4 separate regions of the Homo sapiens genome follow, and regions 1, 2 and 3 are each linked to region 4. The links are chromatin loops, found by intact Hi-C in ENCODE. Cell type or tissue: heart right ventricle. All regions are shown on one strand. Links, peaks and the distances in the headings refer to the core of each region. The heading gives the core; the rest is flanking DNA. Region 1 overlaps MKRN2 (makorin ring finger protein 2). Region 2 overlaps SYN2 (synapsin II). Region 3 overlaps RAF1 (Raf-1 proto-oncogene, serine/threonine kinase). Region 4 has its middle 39 kb from the start of TMEM40.

The links. Peaks named below come from ENCODE experiments on the same cell type or tissue, not always from the same donor. Only the 100,000 strongest peaks of a DNase experiment are listed, where the experiment ranks them.
Region 1: it touches region 4 in a loop (2.3-fold over the local background); 19 of 110 quality-filtered maps call a loop at or near these places.
Region 2: a loop joins it to region 4, with 18 times the contacts of the local background. A loop is called at or near these places in 30 of 110 quality-filtered maps.
Region 3: a loop joins it to region 4, with 1.9 times the contacts of the local background. A loop is called at or near these places in 17 of 110 quality-filtered maps.

What each region holds. Positions count from the first base shown.
Region 1 is chr3:12,560,212-12,565,761 of GRCh38, reverse strand. All of the region lies in intron 1 of MKRN2 (makorin ring finger protein 2), which reads right to left. It also overlaps a transcript of MKRN2OS not described here. Among named protein-coding and RNA genes, the nearest start is that of MKRN2, 5.9 kb to the right of the region's middle. RefSeq lists enhancers at 4,541-4,630, 4,811-4,990. In heart right ventricle, for the core only: a CTCF peak has its summit at 2,702 (motif pointing left); no DNase peak of the experiment used is centred there; H3K27ac peaks cover 3,251 bases.
Region 2 is chr3:12,132,833-12,138,382 of GRCh38, reverse strand. All of the region lies in intron 1 of SYN2 (synapsin II), which reads right to left. Among named protein-coding and RNA genes, the nearest start is that of TIMP4, 23 kb to the left of the region's middle. RefSeq lists an enhancer at 175-284 and a silencer at 3,000-3,294. In heart right ventricle, for the core only: CTCF peaks have their summits at 2,963 and 3,169 (motif pointing left); a DNase peak (open chromatin) is centred at 3,162.
Region 3 is chr3:12,592,527-12,598,076 of GRCh38, reverse strand. All of the region lies in intron 10 of RAF1 (Raf-1 proto-oncogene, serine/threonine kinase), which reads left to right. Among named protein-coding and RNA genes, the nearest start is that of MKRN2, 38 kb to the right of the region's middle. In heart right ventricle, for the core only: no CTCF peak of the experiment used is centred there; no DNase peak of the experiment used is centred there; H3K27ac peaks cover 1,086 bases.
Region 4 is chr3:12,717,010-12,722,559 of GRCh38, reverse strand. No RefSeq gene overlaps it. Among named protein-coding and RNA genes, the nearest start is that of TMEM40, 39 kb to the left of the region's middle. RefSeq lists an enhancer at 2,485-2,534. In heart right ventricle, for the core only: a CTCF peak has its summit at 2,308; a DNase peak (open chromatin) is centred at 2,369; H3K4me3 peaks cover 497 bases; H3K27ac peaks cover 301 bases.

The DNA of each region.
Region 1 (5,550 bases), core at 567-4,566, 160 kb after region 4:
TTGAGATGAGACTGGGCAACATGGTGAAACCTCGTCTCTACCAAAAAATATACAAAAAATTAGCCAGGCACGGTAGCGTGCACCTGTGCTCCCAGCTACTTGGGAAGATGAGGTAGGAGGATCGATTGAGCCCAGGAGGCAGTGGTTGCAATAAGCCAAGATCATGCTGCTGCACTCTAGCCTGGGTGACAGAGTGAGACCCTGTCTCCCAAAAAAAAAAAAAAAAAAAAAAAAAAAGGTAAGTTGGGGAAAGAATCTTTTCAACAAATGATGCTGGACCCAAAATCGACTTGGAAAAAACTTAAATATGTACCTGCTGATATGACCCAAAATGAAGTATAAAACAACCTATGACGTATTCTAGCCAGAAACAATTAATTTGAATCCACAAAACTCCAGATCTAACATCCAGTTCATAGAAAATACAGGAGACTGGGGACAACCTATGAAAGACATCTCGAGAAAACAACCAAATAAATACAAAAGAGGCTGTACGTGGGACCTAGGCCTACTGTCTTTATAAGTGCCATGTAACTAAAGGAGGCTGAGTTTGGAAGACAGTTTGACAGTTTCTTAAAAAATGTAAACATAAATCTACCATATGACCCAACAATTCTACGCCTAGGTATGTACCCAAGAAAATGAAAATCTATGTCCACACAAATACTTGTACATGAATGTCCAAAGCAGCACTATGCATAACAGCCAAAAAGTGGAAACAATCCAAATGTCCATCAACTGATGAACAGACAGAGAAAATGTGATTTATCCATACAATGGGCTCTTATCCAGCCATAAAAAGGAAAGAAGTACTGGCACACACTACAACATGGGTGAACCTTGAAAACATTACGCAGAGTGAAAGAAGCTGGACACAAAAGACCACATGTTGCATGATTCCATTTATATGCAATGTCAGAAAAGGCAAATCTACAGAGACAAAAAGTAGATTAAGTGGTTGCCTAGGGTTGGGAGGAGAGAAGTGAGGGTGACTGTTAATGGGCACAAGGGATCTTTTGGGGGTGATAGAAATGTCCTAAAATTTAACTGTGGTGATGGTTGTACAACTTTGTAAATTCATTAAAAAGTTTTGCACTGTACACTTCAAACAGGTAAATTTTATGGTATATAAGTTATACCTCAGAAAAAGCTGTTAAAAAAGAGAAAAAAGGGAAGGGACAATGCTAGGTTAGCAGACAGAACACAAGGGACATAACCAGATGCAATACTTACCTCTGGACTAGAATCTGGTTTCAACAAACCAGATACAAAAGACATTTTTGAAACCAGATATTTTGAAAGATATTTTGAAATAAATGTGAGTATGGACTAGGTATAAAATGAAAATTTATTAATATGGAAAGTTAAACACAATTAACTGAGAAGAGTAGATTATAAAACAGCTAATGGTGCAGCTTCTATAGAAAAACAGTACGGAAGTTCCTTAAAAAATTAAAAATATATTTACCATATGATCCGGCAATTCCACTTCTGGGTATAGACACAAAATAATTCAGGCCAGGCCCAGTGGCTCACGCCTGTAATCCCAGAACTGTGGGAGGCCGAGGTGGGTGGATCACCTGAGGTCAGGAATTTGAGACCAGCCGGATCAACATGGTGAAACCCCATCTCTACTAAAAATACAAAAATTAGCCGGGCGTGGTGGTGGGCGCCTGTAATCCCAGCTACTTTGGGGGCCGAGGCAGGAGAATCACTTGAACCTGGGAGGGAGAGGTTGCAGTGAGCCAAGATCACGCCACTGCACTCCAGCCTGGGCAACAGAGTGAATCTGTTTCAAAAAAAATAGAAGACTTCAAAGTAGGGACTCAAACAAACATTTGCACACCCGTGTTCATACCAGCATTATTCACAATAGCCAAAAGGTGGAAGCAACTCAAGCGTGCGCTAATGGACGAATGCATAAACAAGATGTGGTCTATCCATACAATCAAGCTTAAAAAGAAAGGTGATTCTGGCCGGGTGTGGTGGCTCACACCCGTAATCCCAGCACTTTGGGAGGCCGAGGCAGGCGGATCATGAGGTCAGGAGTTCAAGACCAGCCTGGCCAACATGGTGAAACCCCGTCTCTACTAAAAATACAAAAAGTAGCCGGGCATGGTGGCAGGTGCCTGTAATCCCAGCTACTCGGGAAGCTGAGGCATGAGAATCGCTTGAACTCAGGAGGCGGAGGCTGCAGTGAGCCGAGATCGTGCCACTGCACTCCAGCCTGGCGACAGAGTGAGACTCCGTCTCAGGAAAAAAAAAAAAAAAAAAAAAAGAACTAGACAACAGGAGGGAATGGTATGCAAGGAATGCCAGGGAGGCCCGAGAGGCCCAGACTGCTGGTGTCTCCAGAGAAAGGGTACTAGTGAACATGCTGCACATCCGCCCCAATCAGAAACCTCTGACTTCTCCACCTGTTTCTCTCCCCAAAAGCAGAGGAAGTGCTGACCAGACCTACCTGACAGTTTATTTTTTTCCCAGGGAAATTATAAAAGGATATTCTAGTATATAAGTCAGTCTCTCATGCGTTTGGCTAGTATGAGCCACCTCTATGTACACCAACAGAATCAAATTTCTGAGCCTACAAAATGAGAACTGGACCTCATGACTTAAGTGACTATACAATGGTGCCATCCTACAGCCTTTGCTAGGTAGTCAGCTAGGCTTTCCCCAGGAAACACCCTCTTGTGGCCTACCATTAGATCAGCAGTCCCCAATCTTTTTGGAGCCAGGGACCAGTTTTATGGAAGACAATTTTTCCACGGAATGGGGGGATGGGGGATGGTTTCAGGATGATTCAAGCACATTACATTTATTGTGCACTTTATTATTATAATATATAATGAAATAAGTATACAACTCACCATAGTGTAGAATCAGTGGAACACTGAGCTTGTTTTTCTGCAACTAGATGGTCCCATCTGGGGGTCATGGGAGACAGTGACAGTTCATCAGGCATTAGATTCTCATAAGAAGCACACAACGTAGATCCCTCACATGCACAGCTGACAATAGGGTTAGTGCTTCTATTAGAATCTAATGCTGCTGCTGATCTGACAGGAGGTGGAGCTCAGGTGGTAATGTGAGTGATGGGGAGTGGCTATAAACACAGATAAAGCTTTGCTCACTTGCCCACTACTCACCTCCTGCTGTGTGGCCTGGTTCCTAAAAGGCCATAGACTGGTTGGGGACCACTGCACTAGATCAGACATTGTGCAGTAATTTGCCATAAGGCTGTTAAAGTTTTATTTTTTAAAAAGAAAAAGCACAAACAGAAGCTGGGAAACTTTTTGTTAGAAACTTAGAGTTCCTGTTATTTACAATACCGATTTTATAAATGCACAGAAGAGAGTTACACAGCAGATGTGAGACTGCTATCCTTAGGAAGGTCTGCTTCCAAGGCTGCCCCTTGCCTGGCATCTGGGAACTTGGCTAGTAACAGTTCTCTACACAGATACAAAATTTTCCCTAAATGATGGAGAGTGTCTCGCTGTGTCTAAACTGATGTACAATGTAGTTCATGCTGAAAACCTGCTTGCCTTCTGGGAGTCTGGAATTTTGGTTCATGCTAGGCAGAGGGTGCCTATGTGACCAGCTTGGGCACTGAATCCCTAATGGGCTTCCCTGGACACATGTTGCTGCATTTTCATTGCTGTGTGGCCCTCTCAGGGAGGGACAGATGTAGGAAGCCTGCACCCAGGCTCCTCCAGACCCCCCATGTCTTCTGCCATCATGATCTGGCTGTGACCCCTTACTAGATATGGTAATAATCTCAGCCTTGAATACAGCTGTATACTGGGACCCACTTGTCCTAGTTCTAGACAGTCTCTGGATTTGGGGTGGTCTTGGAGATCCCAAACACAAAAGTAGAGTATACATCTAAGCAGTTTGAGAATTATTTTTGAGAAATGCTACTCAAGACTGCAATATTTCAATTGTCCTCAGACATGGTAATCTTTGAAGGTATAATAATTTAAAAAAAAAAGTCAGTGCCAAGAGCCAAGTCTGAATGACAAAGAGGTATCAGGATTAGTAAACTCATAAATACTGAAAGAGGACAGGTTCAAAGTGGCAACATAAGCAGTTAAACAAAAGTGATATCGAATAAATACTGTATAGTTTCTTTCCTTTTCTCGGGTAGAGACAGGATCTTGCTATGTTGCCCAGGCTGGTCTCAAACTCCAGGGCTCAAGTGATCTTCCTACCTCAGCCTCCCCAAGTGCTGGGATTATAGGAATGAGCCACTGCACCAGCCAATACTGTATTGTTTCTTTTGAAGCAATTAGAACAGAAAATTTCCTGAAAGAACCAGGGTGGAAGACTACCACAGGCCCTCTACCAGATACTATTTGTTAACAAGGCAGACAAGAAGAAAGACTTTTTTAGGTAGTGGTCTCCTGCAAGGATGCCTTTTATAATTCTACCTCCGCCTTCCATACGTCCTATCCAGAAAACTTGCCTTCCAAACTGCACTAATTATCTCTTCCACTAAAATACAAATATTTAACTGCCAACCAGAGCTTCTAGTTAATTTTGCCATTTATAAGCTGGTGACTTCATAAAAGCCACTTCACTTCTGTAAGTGACTGAGCTGAGATTTAAACAGATTCAAAAATAATTTCTAGACCACCATCACTGCCTTCAAGAAAGGAAAGTATGAAATGAGAGTTATGTAAGAGGTGAAGTCAGCCCAGTCCTATTTTTGTAGCATATGTCACCATTTCCACTCCCCAGTGACAAGCACAAAGCCACCTAGAGCACATCCTGCTTGTCCTTTGGGGCATCTCTGTCATGTGCTTATAGTCACTCCTCTCCATCTATGTTATACTGATCTTACTCCAAGCCTCTTTCATGTTGCGCTTTGTAATGAATTTCCAACTGCTCAACCTTTCTGATGGACAAACCGCCCCTCATATCTTCCAAGAGAGACGACTGAGACATGAACTGGAGGAGGGGAGAGACGACTAGGTGGGTGAAGTGCATAGCTGGAGACTCAGAGCAGGTAGGTTCTTTCTGGGGGACACTCCAAAGGGGTGTTACCCTGGGTAAACCCAAAAGACTGTTTCAGACAGTATGGCTATTATACACTGCAGAGCATATCAGGTTCACTGCTGGCCACAGAACCACCAGCAGCTCCAGCAGCAGCAGTGCTAAGCAAAACAATCAATCTGGTTTCTTACAGGCCCTTGAATGTTGCCTGTTTAGCAAAACGCTTTTGCAAATCACTTCCAAGTATACAGGTAATTTGCATCCTCAGTGTCTTTTTTTTTTTTTTTTTTTACATTTTCCTACATATTTTCACAGGCTAAAATTTTACGGCTATACTCCTTGTGACAGCAGATCCACTGAGGGGGAAGGAAGCAAATGGTAGGCACTGTGGCAGGCTTGCAATAAATGTACTGATTAGAGGCGGGAATGAAATGAAGTACAGTGTGGTGGTGAAGACACTGAAGTCAGACTGCTTGCTATGTGAGCTTAAGCAAGTTATTTAAGTCACTGAGCCTCAGTTTCCCCATCTGTAATGTGATTATAATAACTGCACTTACT
Region 2 (5,550 bases), core at 1,013-5,012, 580 kb after region 4:
GTTGGCTAATGAACTGTTTTCATGCCTTCCCTCCACCCCCACCTCTCTAGCTATCCTAATGCCTTTTCCTTAAGGTAATTTGTCCTGTTGGAAATCTTAGTGTGTGTTTCCTGGCCCAGGGTCACTGACCTGTCTTGGCTGAGCCACAACCTTATAGAAAAGGAGCCAAGATGGCCGGCAGATGGGGCACAGAGCCCTCTTCTGGAGAATGAGCACATTCTTGCAGCTCCAGGCTCTTGGACATTTTGATTCTAGGTATTTTCATGAAAAATTGTGTAACTTGCTAGCAAATGATAGAAGTCTTTCCTGATACTAAGAGAACACTAGTACAGGGCAGTGTGCTAGAATCCAGAGGATGGGCTCTGGAATCACAATCTGGGGTGTGAATTCTAGCTGTACCCTTTCCTGGTTGTATGACCTTAGGGAGGCTTAAATTTTTTAAAAATAGTATATCATGTGGTTAAACCAATCAATCAATCTATCTTTAAAATTATATAAAAGGATAAAACAAAAAGTAAAATGTTCTTTTTTCCCATTCCTCTCTTATCACATATACTTCCCATTATCAATTATAAGCATATACTTCCAGTGGAGGGGAAAAAATGTGTGGCTATACCTGCATACATATATGCTTCAAACACATACATATGGCATGCTACATAAATTTTTTTAAACTTTTGTTTTTTGCACTTAAAAATATATCTTAGTGATATGCTTTCAGCACATATTGATGGGCCTCTTCCTTTTTAATAGTTGCATGAAATTCCATTTGAAGGACATACAGTATTTTATTGGTAAACATGTATTGGCATTGGCATTATATATTGGTGAGCACATTAGATTTCTAGTTTCTTGCTTTTGGTATTACAAACAGTGCTACAATGGCTTACATTTAAAAATATATCCACAGGATGAATAATTTATGACAGAAGTGCTGGTACAAGGAACAGACACAGTTACGGTTTTTACTAATATTCCCAAACTGTCCCCCACCCAAGAAAAAGATGATACCACTCTTACCAGCATTTGAAAGTCTGGGAAAACTACTCTACTTCCCTTAGTTTTCCCACACAGTCCCTTGCATAAGATAGGAACAGATAAGATGCCCAGTACGGACTTTTTTTTTTTTTTTTTTGAGACAGGATCTTGCTCTGTTGCGCGGGCTAGAGTGCAGTGGTGCAATCATAGCTCACTGTAGCCTCGACTGCCTGAGCTCCAGTGATCCTCCTGCCTCAGCCTCCAGAGTAACTGGAACTACAGGCACATGCCACCACGCCAGGCTAATTTTTAAATTTTTTTTGTACAGACAAGGTTTCACTATGTTGTCCAGGCTGTTCTTGAACCCCTGGGCTCAAGCAATCCTCCTGCCTTGGACTCTGAAAGTGCTGGGATGATAGGAGTGAGTCACCATGCCCCACCAATATGAACTTTCTGATTGGCAGTCTTGTCACATAAATCTAAATTCATCCCCTTGTGCTCAATCCTAAACAGAACCCAACATGTACATCCTTGAAACACAGACTAAAAATATCTGTAGTGCCTGTGTTGTCAATTTCCCCCTATTGTAACATTTTTCTTAACAAGCCTAGCAGCTGAGGATCTATGTAAGTTTAATGGCTTGCAGCTTCCTTGATGGACCAGGTAATGAACCATCTCCCCTTATTGCTAAAATGAGCAGAAGCTTCTAGATTTAACTCTTGTTACTCAAGGAAGTGAATACCTTCATCAATTCCCATCCACCTAACAACTAGGGCTTGTGAGGCTGAGGAATATGATTTCAGAGACTTCTCTCCTAACGCCCCCACAAAACTTGGCCCAACCCAGGCAAGCCTAGCTTAAATACGCCCTCTTTTATGCATTGGATAATGGAGAAAGAGTTCTAGAAATAGAAGCCAGGGAAGCTAGGTTCAGGCCTACTTCTACCACTTTTCAGCTGTGTGACTTTGGGCAAATAATGCGTCTCTGAGTCTTAGTTGTGTCATTTATAAAATAGGGCTAATGGTGATCTTAATAGTGAACACCTGTGATGTACTAGGCACTATTCTAAGTGTTTTATGTATTTTACCTCATTTAATAATGTTTGGCTCACAGGTGGTTGTGAAGATTTAATGAAATCAGATGACATGAAAGTTTTGGAAATGCTGAAATTTATGCAAATATGAAGCACTGTTAGCAAAAAGCAGCAAACATTTATGCTATTTTAATATGACTACAGCCAACATGGCTTCTTCCTTTTCTGAACTTTCATCACATTTATTGTCTGCTCATGATATTTGGCTCACAGCATCATCATCTGATACCACCTTTCAAAGTCGGTTGTCTAATAATCAGACACTGCTCCCCCACCTACGCCTCAGACCACTAGATTATGTAACAATGCTTCAGAGCAGGGATGATCCATATGTGAGTCTTGGATTTTTCAGAAAATTTTTGATTTTAAATACTGATTATGTCTTATTGTTTGATTATATGCTCTAGGCCTGTACAAATATAATCATTATATCCATAAATTTCCAAATCCTTCACAGAGCTGTGACTTAGTGGCCTCACAATCAGGACTTGCTTATTGACTGGGATGTTAGGAGTGGTGGTTTGGGCTGGACCACTGGAGAAAACCAGAAGACAGCACCCTCAGGACAGAGCCTATTTCTGCAGGCCCTGCCATCTTCTTCTCACATGTGTCAATCCTGAGGGTCAAGTTCTTTCCTTCCTCTCCTCCTCCACATGAAAATCTGTTTTCAATCTCTGTCTATATTGGAGCTAATGGACCTGAAAGAGCCTAGAGTATAAATCCTCCCAGGATGACTGGAATTTGCATAAGGATCAAATCTCAGGCTAGAAGATGACAGCACTGAAGATGGATTCACATACTCCAGAAGGCATTTAGGGAGGAAAAGACTTCCCAGAGCTCTGTAAACAGTCCAGCACCTAGTAAATATCTAGCACTGGTCTAGACATTTACCTTTAACAAGGTGCTAGTTTCTAGCTCTTACTGACTCTGACTCAGGCCTTGTTCTTTCAACCAAACATCTGAAGGCTTCAAGAAGTTAGAAAATAAACTAGAAATAGTAGGAGATTCCTATTTCCCCACCTACACTGTTAGGGTAAAAATCATGCCTTCCTGTCCTGGTGCAAGTTTGTGAGCGCCGGCCGCCACCCACTGGCAAGATGAGTACTGCAGCTGATTGCAGTCACAGCTCACCACTCACTGCACTGGCTGAATAGCCACAGACTCTACTGGCACAGGGGTATCCCTCCAGCTGCTTATTTGCTGCTCTGAAAAACCATACCCAAACATTAACTGTCTCTTCTAACAAGTATGCATCCACTTCCCTCCCTCAAAGAAGCTGGATAGCTGGCTTTTGCAACTTGTAGAAAGAAACGCCGTGGTTTGTCACTAAATTCAGCAAAAATTTACTGAGCATCCAGTGGTAGGTGCTGGAACTATAAAAATTGGCAACCATTAGTGATAACAAAGTACAGAAAGCAGAGTCTACAAAAGGACGCCAATATCTACATGGGGGTCACTGCTAAGTTCCCACTCAACTCTTCAGATTTACATCTAGCACTCACATTTCTACCTTTTAATCTTTTCCTTTAAAAAAAAATTTAAGCACACAACTAAAACAATAATAAAAGTTTCATATAGTCCAGGAGGATGTACAGTGGAAAGCAAGTTTCCTCTACCTCATAAGTCAGTGGAGAGACAGAAACAAAAATAAAAGATTATAATTCAGGGTATCAACTGCAGTAGACATACAAGCACAGCATTATGGGAACCCAAAGGAGGGAGCCATTCTCCCTGCCTGGAGAAGTCCATGAATGCTCCAAAGAGACTGAACTGAGTCTTAAAGAATGAGTAGGAATTAGCCACATAGGAAGGAAGATGCAGAATTGAAATGTAAGGGCAAACGCACAGAAGCTTGGGTGAGGCTCTGGGCACTACAGGGGCCCAGCACACTGCTGGCTGAACAGTGAAGACCAGAGGTTCCCAAGGCAGGGAAGTGGCAGAGCAAAGGGCTTTAAATGTCAGGTGGAGTCTCTGGAACTTGAGGGCTAATCTCCAAATGATTTTTTACAACTTTTCACTGCAGAAATATCCACAATAATCATCAACATTTTACCAATCTTTTTCATCTATTACCCTCACTGTTTTTGTTGTTGAGACTACGGTTTGAGTATTTTAAAGTAAGTCCCAAACATCATGTCATTTATCCTGTCAATTTTTAAGCATTCTGTTAATGACTGTTATTTTTATGATTTACAGTGGCAAAACAGACATAACAACATTTTCCATTTTAACCACTTTTACGTATACACTTCAATGGTATTCACAATGTCGTGCAACCACCACCACTATCTATTTTTCAAAACTTTTCATCATCCCAAACAAAAACTCTGTAGCCAATAAGCAATAAGTGCCCATTCCCCTCTCCCCTCAGTCCCAGGTAATCTCTAATCTACTTCATCTGTATTAATTTGCCAATATTCTAGGATAATGACTTTTAAAATATAAGTGCCATGCCATTGTCTCACCAAACAAAATTAATTTTATTAACATCTTTACTGAGTCTGTATTCAAGTTTTCCCAACTGTCTCAGAAAATACTGAAAGATTTTAAGCAGAGAGATCATACAGTCAGATATGCCTAAGATCTGAGAGGCTGCTTTCTCTGGAATGTGGAGAAGACTGAAGGGAATGAATCAGTGCTTAAGATCATTTCAGAAGCCAGTGTAGTAATTAGACTTCAGAATTTTCTATTTTACTGGCACTTGGCAGGCCAATACCTATTGCACAGCATTCACCTGACAATTCAATTAATCACTTGATTGATTAGGTCTAGGAGCTTAGTAGCTAGCTGGGAAATGACAACGACATTTAAAAAATCAGATTTAATGAAATGACATAACACTTTATAGAACTCCCACTGTAGATGTTCTGGAACAGAGACATAAATAAGACCTCAAACAGTCAGGCTTTACATTGAAGGGGTTCTCAACTCAAATTTGGATTTGTTATCTAATTTATGGACCATAAAACTTTCAGTACCTGGAGAAATTTCTGTTATGGATCATTGGTTTGGTTCAGAATAAGAAACAAAGAACAGGAAGACATGAATACTTTCCCAGATAAAGGCAACATTCTGTGGCTGGTCCTTGATATTAATTCACTGATTAAATTGTTATATCAAATGCTCTGCAAGTAAGGCACTTCTTAGATAGAGAGCAAGCTGCATGGTGTCTTAGTTAACATTCATATAAATGATGTGGAAGAGAGTGCATGGGGAAATTGCCAAGGTTACAGATGGCATTCAGCTCTTCCAGGGATTAAAATGCCAAGATGATTAGGGGTAAACTGAAAGAAGATGTGGACGTGGGCAGAAAAGTGGCAGAGGAGTTTTAATGTGCCTAAGTGTAAGAAAACACATTCAGGGGAAATAATCTTATCAGAGGATCATGAACTGGAATGCTCAACTACAATCTGGTAAAGGAACCTGGAATGACAGAAAATTGTTTCCTGAAGACAGTCCTGTGAGCTGTAACAGGCAAA
Region 3 (5,550 bases), core at 818-4,817, 120 kb after region 4:
GTACACACTACTGTACTCCAGCCTGGGTGAAAGGGCAAGACCCTGTCTCAGAAAAAAAAAAAAAAAGGAAAAGAAAATTGCATCTAGTATGTACTACTGGGCTGTCTCCTGGGTCCCAGAGAAATGATACTGTTGTAGAATATTTATTTATATGTATTTAGAGACAAGATCTGGCTCTGTTGCCCAGGCTGGAGTAGTGGCACAATCTTGGCTTACTGCAGTCTCTGCCTCCTGGGCTCAAGCTAGCCATCCTCCTGCCTCAGCCTCCCAAGTAGCTAGGACTACAGGCACATGCCACCACACCCGGCTAATTTTTGTATTTTTTGTAGAGATGGGGTTTCGCCATGTTTCCTAGACTGGTCTCGAAATCATGAGCTCAAGCGATCCGCCTGCCTCGGCCTCCCAAAGTACTGGGATTGCAGGTGTGAGCCACTGTGCTCAGCCAGTTGCAGAATATTTTAGATGGCATAAATATCTCCAGGATTCCTTAGGAAAGAACACAAGCACTTTGTGGGATAGAGCACTTGTGTCTGAGATAACAAGGCTGCTAGTAGTTGTAGGAGGCAGAGCAATGGATATTGCATTTATTGCTTCTGTTAGCATTAGAACATTTTTATATCACATTTTAAAAGCCCCAGCTAAAAGCCAGCGGATGAAGTTTTAAGTTGTACCCAAGTTTAATTTTCCTCTGGTTGCGCACTTTCATTTGGGGATTCATAATTTTTCAAGGCATTGGTACGTGGTACTGCTTCTGAGCTTTGTCTTCTCTCAATAGAGTGAGCTTTCAAACTGTGATAAAGATTATTTGTTACAGTGTTACTTCCATAAAGACTGCTATTAGAATGGAGATAACTTGTTTTTAAGATTCTAGGTTTTTTAGGCCAGGTGCGGTGGCTCACGCCTGTAATCCCAGCACTTTGGGAGGCCGAGGTGGGTGGATCACGAGGTCAGTAGATTGAGACCATCCTGGCTAACACGGTGAAACCCCGTCTCTACTAAAAATACAACAAATTAGCCGGGCGTGGGGGTGGGCGCCTGTAGTCCCAGCTACTTTGGAGGCTGAGGCAGGAGAATGGCGTGAACCCGGGAGGCAGAGCTTACAGTGAGCCGAGATCGTGCCACTCCACTTCAGCCTGGGTGACAGAGCGAGACTCCGTCTCAAAAAAAAAAAAAGATTCTAGGTTTTTTAAGTCAGAAAGTCTCAAAAGTCAGAGGAGTGAGGAGCAGTGGACTTTTATGCCATGCTTTCAGAAAGCAAGCTCTGGTCTATGAATGAAGAAGAAAAATGAGTGGTCCAGGAAACATAACTTCTAGATTGTTTTGTGCAATACTTTTTTCCGCCATATTCTGGTTCCTGTATACAGTATATCTGTTCAGTATCTTAAAAATTACAACTGTTTTCATGATTTTGATTGAAGATTTTTTTAACTCAGCCCACCCACTTATGGAAGTAAAGCAGAAAGGGTCTCAAAGCAACTCAGAAGCCTCAGGTGCATGATTTAAAACTCAACATATTTATTTAAAGCAGCATCTGTCAGGCCCAAAGCTCACAACCTCCTTTTGGGCATTAAATTTGGCATCAAGGCTGGGTGCGGTGGCTCATGCCTGTAATCCCAGCACTTTGGGAGGCCAAGGCAGGGAGATCATTTGAGGTCAGGAGTTCAAGACCAGCCTGACCGACATGGTGAAACCCTGTCTCCACTAAAAATAAAAAAATTAGCCGGGTGTGATGGCATGCGCCTGTAATCCCAGCTACTTAGGAGGCTAAGGCAGGAGAATTGCTTGAACCCAGGAGGCGAGGTTGCAGTGAGCCAAGATCATACCACAGCACTCCAGCCTGGGCGACAGAACGAGACTCTATCTCAAAAAAAAAAAAAAAAAAGAAAGAAAAATTCTTTCTATAGGCCAGGTGTGGTGGTTCACACCTGTAATCCCTAGCACTTTGGGAGGCTGAGTTGGGAGGATCACTTTAGCCCAGGAGATCGAGACCAGCCTGGACAACATAGTGAGACCCTGTCTCTACTTAAAACACAATTAGCTGACCATGGTGCTGTGTGTCTGTTGTCCCCGCTACTCGAGAAACTGAGGCAGGAGGATCACTTGAGCCTGGGAGATAGAGGCTGCAGTGAGCCGTGATAACACCACTGCACTCCAGCCTGGGCAACAGAACAAGACCCTGTGTCCAAAAAAAAAAAAAGAAACTTAAGGAGTTTATATTCTAGTGGAGACAGTAAACAGGAAAAGTAGAATATATAGTATGCTGTAATTGCTAAGGAGAAAAATGGAGGAAAGGAGATATGGAGTGGCAGTCCCAGTTCAATGTTTTTAATAGGTTGGTCAGGGAGGAATCTGCCAAGAAAGTGGCATTTGCATGGAGGGCGAGGGTGGGTGGTGCAGATATCTAGGGAAGCAGTAACATCAAGTGCAAAGTGGACCACTCACCTGGCCTGCTCCGAGAACTCAAGGAGATCTTATGGCTTCATTTAGAGTGAGTGAGAGGTATACTAATAGGAGTGAGGTCCAGTGGTAGGGTGTTTTAGGGTCCTGTAAAGACTATCATTTGGGTTAAATGGGATCTGGGGTTGTACGAGACCTTTAGGAGGTTTGGCAAGCCTTTGTTTGAAAATGAGTGTGATGAGAGAGCTCATTATCTGTCTGAGAGCCCATTCTAACTCCAGGTAGTTCCTACTAGTAGAAAATAGTTTGATTGGGTGCAGTGGCCCACATCTATAACCCCAACACTTTAGGAGGCTGAGGTGGGAGAATCACTTGAAGTCAGGAATTTGAGACCAGCCTGGGCAACATGAGACCCTTGTCTCTACAAAAAATTTTAAAAATTAGGTGGGCGTGGTGATGCACACCTGTATTGTAGTCCCAGTTACTTGGGAGGCTGAGGTGGGAGGATCCCTTGAGCCCAGGAGTTTGAGGCTGCAGTGAGCCGTGATGGTGCTGCTGCACTCCAGCCTCGGTGACAGAGCAAGAGCCAGAGTGGGGCGAGGGGAGGGCATGGAATAGTTCTTTATTAGAGTTGAAATCCGTTTTCCTATAATGTTTGCTCATTGATCCTAGCAGACTGAATGAATCCCTTTCATGGCAGTCCTTGGGTTATTTATATGTAAATGAGGGGAATGCTGCAGTATAGAACATTCCTTCTGGATTTCATAAGAAATTGCAAATAATCTGTTACCATAACTGTGTTAACGAGAGCTGGCTGGCAGATGGATCCCTGCAAGTACCATGGGCACTGTCTTTGGTTGACCCTGTTCAGTCTTCCCATCAGTGACTTAATCAGAGGTGTGATATGTATTTGCATAGTAGTGAGGATTTAGAAAAGCGAGAAGAGTTCAACTGGCTAGGATGATGGAAAAAAGAAAAGATCACCTTTTAACAGAGATAAGTCATATTCATTGTTCCAAAAAGTAGAACTGGAGGGGGAAGATGTGGCTTAATGATAACGTGTGTGGAAACTGCCAAGGAAGTTCAGCCGACTGCAAGGTCAGAGTAAGTCACTGCGTGGGCTTGGCTCTGAATTCTGAGGTTATATTACTGATTAGGGCCAGAACAGGTGACACCAAAGGGTGGGTTCAGTGACAACTAGAGCATGCCCAGAGGAGAGCTATAAGAAAGGGAATGGACTACAAAACGAGGTCCATGAAATAGGAAGGTCCTTAGAAGCAGTTCCCCCTGAGCGATCATCCAGCATCTCCCAAGCCACATGCCTGAACCCCTAGCCCTGTCCTGTCCCCTCCCGTTAAAGGCTCTGCCCTTTTCTGGGTCCTGGAGCCTGGGTCATAGCGTTGGCCATTTTCCCAGCACTTCCACTCAGTTGACTGCCTCATTGGGTCAGTTTACCTTCACAGGATTTCTTACCTTCATCCCTTCTTTCTGAGTCCCCACAGTCAACCATTCTTCTTGTACCTTTCCTGAGCTATTGCAGCAGATTCCTCTCTGGTCTCCCTCTTTCTCTCCTACAGGTGTCCAAATCCTACCCTAGAGTTTACTAAACACAGCTCAGGTTTCTCTCATCCCCCTCACCTCACCTTTATTTCTGATGTGCCCAGTCTGAAACATTCTCTGTCCTATTTACTAAAATCCTTCCCTTGGTTTATAGCCCATTTCCTTCAGAAAACCTTTCTGTATTCTCTTTGAAAAGAGATTTACTTAGGCACCTGTAGTCCCAGCTGCTTGGAAGGCTGAGGTTGGAAGATTGCTTGAGCCCAGGAGTTTGAGGCCAGCCTGGGCAACATAGTGAGGCCCCATCTCTAAAAAAGAAAAAAAAAAAAAAAAAAAGGATTTACTCCCCCATCTTGGGGAACTCCCCTTCTGTTCCAGCACTCCTGTCTTGGCTCCAACTGTACCAGAATGGACACTTATGCAAATGATTGTTGTCCTCCTACTCAGGGCTGGTTATACACGTTTCCCATATGGTGTCCCATATGGATCCATTTTTCTAGATAGAAGGTAGCTCCAAACATAGTGTGGATCTCTCCCATCCAGTCAACAGCACCTTCACCGGCAGCCCATGGCAAACACATGTGCAGGTTAACTGGATGAGAGCCACTTTGGAGGCTGCTGTTAAAACATGGGGACTCGTTGAAACTTTAGATGATAAAACCAGAGATCACAGGGAGACAGTTTGGGCCTATCGTGAGGACCATCTCTCTACCAATTTTCTTCCCAAAAATGAAATGGGGAGGGCTGGGTGGGGTGGCTTACGCTTGTAATCCCAGCACTCCAGGAGGCCGAGGCAGGCAGATCATTTGAGGTCAGGAGTTTGAGACCAGCCTGGGCAACATGGTGAAACCCCATCTCCACCCAAAAATACAAAAATTAGTTGGGCATGGTGGAGCATGCCTGTAATCCCAGCTACTCGGGAGGCTGAGGCAGGAGAATCGCTTGCGGAGGTTGCAGTGAGCCAAGATTGTGCCACTGCATTCCAGCCTAGGTAACAGAGCGAGTCTCCATCTCAAAAAAAAAAAAAGGAAGGAGGAAGGCTCCAACAGAGAGGCTCCAGAAACACTTTTGAAAGTGGCTTTTGGCCAGGCACGGTGGCTCATACCTGTAATCCCAGCACTTTGGGAGGCCGAGGTGGGAGGCCTCACAAGGTCAGGAGATCGAGACCATCCTGGCTAACATGGTGAAACCCCGTCTCTACTAAAAACACACACAAAAAATTAGCCAGACGTGGTGGCGGGTGCCTGTAGTCCCAGCTACTCGGGAGGCTGAGGCAGGAGAATGGCGTGAACCTGGGAGGTGGAGCTTGCAGTGAGCCCAGATCACACCACTGCACTCCAGCCTGGGTGACTGAGCGAGACTCTGTCTCAAAAAAAAAAAAAAAAAAAAAAGTGGCTTTTAAATTTATAGCACTCTAAAGTGGAATGGATCCCTGGATGTGTCTAAAGTTATATCAAGAGGCTGGTTTTACAGTGCTTGACAATCAGTTGTCAGTGTTATAGGTAGAATAGCAATTGGAGTCAGACTGGGGTTTTGATCCTGGCTGCAGCGTTCTTTGTTTTTTGGCTGTATGACCTTGGGCAAGTGACTAAACTT
Region 4 (5,550 bases), core at 722-4,721:
TCTAAAAATGGTTGTTTCACATGTGTTGTCCGATTTTTAGTTGTTTCCAGTGGGAGGCAAACCCAGTCTCTGTTACTCCATCTTTGCAGTGCTGATGGGTTTCATAACAAGGAAGCCACTGGTGACTTGATCCAGAGCAGTTTCAGGGGAGTGCTAAGGGCAGAGTTCAGGGTGGAGTCAAGTGAGCGAGCCTAGTTGGTGAGGGAGTAGAAACATGTAGACATGGAGTGTAGAAAACTTTTTCAAGTTATTTGGCTAAGAAAGGTGTCCCAGGGGAACCTTGACAAGATCCCTTTCTTTCTTTTTCTTTTCTTTTCTTTTTTTTTTGAAACTGAGCCTTGTTCTGTTGTCCAGGCTGAAGTGCAGTGGTGTGATCTTGGCTCACTGCAACCTTCGCCTCCTGGGTTCAAGCAAGTCTCCTGTCTCAGCCTCCCGAGTAGCTAGGATTACAGGCACACACCACCACGCCCAGCTAATTTTTGTATTTTAAGTAGAGATGGGGTTTCACCATGTTGGTCAGGCTGGTCTCGAACTCCTGACCTCAGTTGATCCGCCTGCCTCGGCCTCCCAAAGTGCTGGGATTATAGGCAAGGTTCCTTTCAATTGACCTCAAGCCTATATTCTTGATGAATTTCCCACACCAACACTCTTTGGTTGGAGTAAAAACTAAAGGAAATAATTTGGTAAGATTCAAAGGCAGCTGTCAACCCTTGAGGTCACTGTATCACTCATTCAGTGAGTCATTTAGTCACTCATTCAATCAGTCACTTATTCATTCAGTCAGTCATTTAGTCATTCATCAAACTTTTTTTTTGAGACAGAGTCTCGCTCTGTCACCCAGGCTGGAGTGCAGTGGCATGGTCTCGGCTCACTGAAACCTCCGCCTCCCGGGTTCAAGCGGTTCTCCTACCTCAGTCTCTTGAGTAGCTTGGACTACAGGCACGCACCACCATGCCTGGCTAATTTTTTGTATTTTAGTAGAGATGGTGTTTCACCATGTAGCCCAGGCTGGTCTCAAACTCCTGAGCTCAGGCAATCCGCCCACCTCGGCCTCCCAAAGTGCTAGGATTATAGGCATGAACCATGGCACCCGGCCTCATTCATCAAACTTCTATTGAGACTTCACTCTGTGTGCCAGGCTCTGCTGAGACTGAGATGAGTAAACACTTACTGGCTACCTGACTGTGTTTTAGACAAGGGGTAAACAAAGCCAGCCCAAAGTCTTAGCAATTCTCAGTGAGGTGATTTTTGCCCTGGCCACCATCCTGCCGCACCACCAACCAGGGAACATTTGGCAATGCCTGGAGACACTTTTAGTTGTCACAACCATGGTGAGGAGGGCGCAACTGGCATCTGGTTTGTAAAGGCCAGGGATACTCCCAAATGCCCTGCAGTGCACGGGCTAGGCCTCCATAACAATGAATTCTCCAGCCTCAGACGGCAATAGTGCTGAAGCTGAGAAACTCTGTTGTAGCTTCAACTCTAGTGGAGGAAGATGGAGGTAAGAAAAATGTGTCAGAGGGTGCTAAGTGCTATGTAAGAAGAGGGGGCTGGGCACAGTGGCTCACGCCTGTAATCCCAGCACTTTGAGAGGCCGAGGAAGGTGGATCACCTGAGGTCAGGAGTTTGAGACCAGCCTGGCCAACACGGTGAAACCCTGTCTCTACTAAAACTACAATAATTAGGTGGGCATGGTGGTGGGTGGCTGTAATTCCAGCTACTTGAAAGGCTGAGGCAGGAGAATCGCTTGAACCCAGGAGGTGGAAGTTGCAGTGAGCACTCCAGCCTGGGTGACAAGAGTGAAACTCAGTGTCAAAAAAAAAAAAAAAAAAAAAAAAGCAGGGGACAGGGAGTGCTGGGGAAGTGCTCACTGAAAAGATGACGTTGGGCAAAGGAAGTGAAGGACTAGCTATGCGGCTGTCTGGAGGAAAAGTGTTTCAGGCAGAAGGAATAGCAAGTACGAAGCCCCTGAGGCAGAAACAAGCAGGGCAAATTGGAGGAGCAGCCAGAAAACAAAGAAAATAAAATATTAAAAAAGGATACATACATACAGGTAATAAAACTGTAAGGAAAGTGAAAAGATAAACACCTGCTGGGGAGAAGGAGGGAGAGAAGCAGGGCCAGTGTCTAATGCGCTGGCAATGCTTTGTTTTTGTAGGTGGTGGTTACACAATAGATACACAATATCTATTTTCCAAGCTGTATGTATATCCTAGATACTTTTCTGTATGTTATATTTCACAATAAAGACGATTTAAATCATGTGTTAGTCTTTACTGTTTGCTCAACTGTGGGTGCTATTACAGGGCATAGACACAAGAGGGGGCGCTAACCAATGAGCAGCGGCAAAGCAGTGTTTCCTAGCAACGGGGAAAACGTTGAAGCAGAAACTTCCTTCAGAGTGGTTAACTGATGGATTCTGGCTGCTGCCCCTGACAGGTCGGCCAGAGTCCACTTCGCACCCTGGAGGCGTCTCTGCAGGGTCTGGAGTGTCACTGACTTTTGTGGGGAGTAGAGCTCTTCTCCCAAATGCGAAATCGGGTCTGCAGAACACGAGAGGTTGCTCCCTTGTGCCGCGGAGCTTTCTTCTCCTGCCAATGTTAGATAATAACGACGTCCTCATTAACAGATGCCATTATTAATATCATTAGTAACAGAGGGCTCTTATCCGTAAGACTCCAAACAAGTCGTAGTGTTTCCCTCGAAAAACGGAGGAAATTAAAGAATGGAAAGGAGGGACCTTGCCTCCAGCCTTCTAAGACCTCAGGTCTTCTAAGACCTCAGGTCTCTCTCTCTCTCTGTCTGTCTCTCTCTCTGTCTCTGTCTCTCTCTGTCTCTCTCTCTCTCCTCTCTCCTCTCTCCTTCTCCTCTGTCTCTCACTCCTCTCTCTCCTCTCTCTCTCCTCTGTCTCTCACTCCTCTCTCTCTGTCTCATACGCACACAAAGAGAGAGAGGTTTTTCAAGATTTGGGATGCGGTGGAAGTTTTCAAGATTGCTGGCCGGTCATGGTGGCTCACATCTGTAATCCCAGTATTTTGGGAGGCCGAGGGCAGATCACCTGAGGTCAGGAATTCAAGACCAGCCGGGCCAACATGGCAAAACCCCGTCTCTACTAAAAATACAAAAATTAGCTGGGCGTGGTGGTGCGCGCCTATAATCCCAGCTACTCTCAGAAGGCTGAGGCAGGAGAATCACTTGAACCCGGGAGGTGGAGGTTGAAGTGAGCCAAGATCATGCCGCTGAACTCCAGCATGGGTGACAAAGTGAGACCCCGTTTCAAAAGGGGAAAAAAAAAAGATTATTGACAAAGCAGAAGGTTTTATGATACACAGGTAAATATTAGGTAAATTTGAGGCTGAGTGGGATTATGGTAATGAATACCTACACTGTTAAAAGAAGTTACCCCAGACTTTATCTCACTTGACTTTACAATCACTTTGGTACCACTCCATTTTGGAGATGAAGAAACTGAGGCTTAGAGAGGTTAAACTGTGAGCATGCCAGAGCTTTCCTCCCAATCCAATTTACTAAAGAAGAAGTATTAACTAGCTTTTTTTTTTTTTTTTTTTTGAGGCGGAGTCTCGCTCTGTCGCTCAGGCTGGAGTGCAGTGGCGCTATCTCGGCTCACTGCAAGCTCCACCTCCCGGGTTCACGCCATTCTCCTGCCTCAGCCTCCCGAGTAGCTGGGACTACAGGTGCCCGCCACCGCGTCCGGCTAATTTTTTGCATTTTTAGTAGAGACAGGGTTTCACCGTGTTACCCAGGATGGTCTCGATCTCCTGACCTCGTGATCCACCCGCCTCGGCCTCCCAAAGTGCTGGGATTACAGGCGTGAGCCACCGCGCCCGGCCTTAACTAGCTTATTTTTAAGGGGTGGGGGAAGCTGTTAATTGTCTCTCATGCCTGTAATCCAGGACTTTGGGAGGCTGAGGCAGGCAGATCATGAGATCAGGAGTTCAAGACCAGCCTGGGGCCGGGCGCGGTGGCTCATGCCTGTAATCCCAGCATTTTGGGAGGCCGAGGCGGGTGGATCACGAGGTCAGGAGATCAAGACCATCCTGGCGAATACGGTGAAACCCCGTCTCTACTAAAAATACAAAAAATTAGCCGGGCAAGGTGGCGCACGCCTGTAGTCCCAGCTACTCGGGAGGCTGAGGCAGGAGAATGGCGTGAACCCGGGAGGCGGAGCTTGCAGTGAGCAGAGATCGTGCCATTGCACTCCAGCCTGGGCCACAGAGCAAGACTCCGTCTCAAAAAAAAAAAAAAAAAAAAAAAAAAAAAAAAGACCAGCCTGGCCAACATAGTGAAACCCCATCTCTACTAAAAATACAAAAATTAGCCGGGCGTGGTGGCTGGCACCTGTAGTCCCAGCTACTTGGGGGGCTGAGGGAACCCGGGAGGTGTAGGTTGCAGTGAGCTGAGATCGTGCCACTGCACTTCAGCCTGGGCGACACAGCGAGACTCTGTCTCAAAAAAAAAAAAAAATTGTCTCTCATAACCAAAGAAAGTTAAAACAATGGAGAGGTAGTTTATTTTCTCATTAAAATAGCAAAACTATTTTCAATCATAATACCTCACACTAGGAAGGCCTAGTGGAAACTGGCAGTCTTGTACGACGCTAACGGCAGCATAAACCAGTAGCCACTCATCGGGAGAGCAGTCTGGCAACACCCAGCAGAAGCCATAAAAATGTTCCTACCCTTTGATCCAGCAACCCAGGTTCTGGGAATCTATCCTAAGGACATAATTTGAAATTTAGGAAAAGGTGTATGTGCAAATATTGGTGGCAGCATTATTTATGTTGGTGAAAAATTGGAAACAACTAAGGGAAATGGGTGATCAAGGGCACAACTCTATTAAGTAACCTGAATGTCTCCTTTTTAAAAAAATGATGACTGCAAAAATTTTGAAAATTACCTGGGTGTGGCTGGGCATGGTGGCTCACGCCTATAATCCCAATACTTTGGGAGGCTGAAGTGGGTGGATCACTTAAGGTCAGGAGTTCAAGACCAGCCTTGGTAACATGGCCAAACCCTGTCTCTACAAAAAATATAAAAAAAAAATTAGCTGGGTGTGGTGATGCATGCCAGTAGTCGCAGCTACTCCAGAGGCTGAGATGGGAGGATTACTTGCACCCAGGAGTTCAAGGCTGCAGTGAACTGTGATCCTGCCACTGCAACTTCGGCCTGGGTGACAGAATGAGACTTGTCTTCTAAAAACAAAAAAAAAAATATATATATATACACACACACACACACATACACATATATATACATATATACACTTATATACATATATACACATATATACATATATACACATATACACATATATACATATATACACATATACACATATATATACATATATATACACACATATATATCTTATTCTGAAGACTGTGACATCATGGGAAATGCTGCTGTGTAATGTTTTTTAAAGTTTAGCTAGACTTCCCTCATACAGGAATGCCGTGCAATACTAAATGAAAACAAAAGCAGCTACAAAATAACAGGGATATCAATCAACCTCATAAGTACATACCATTCC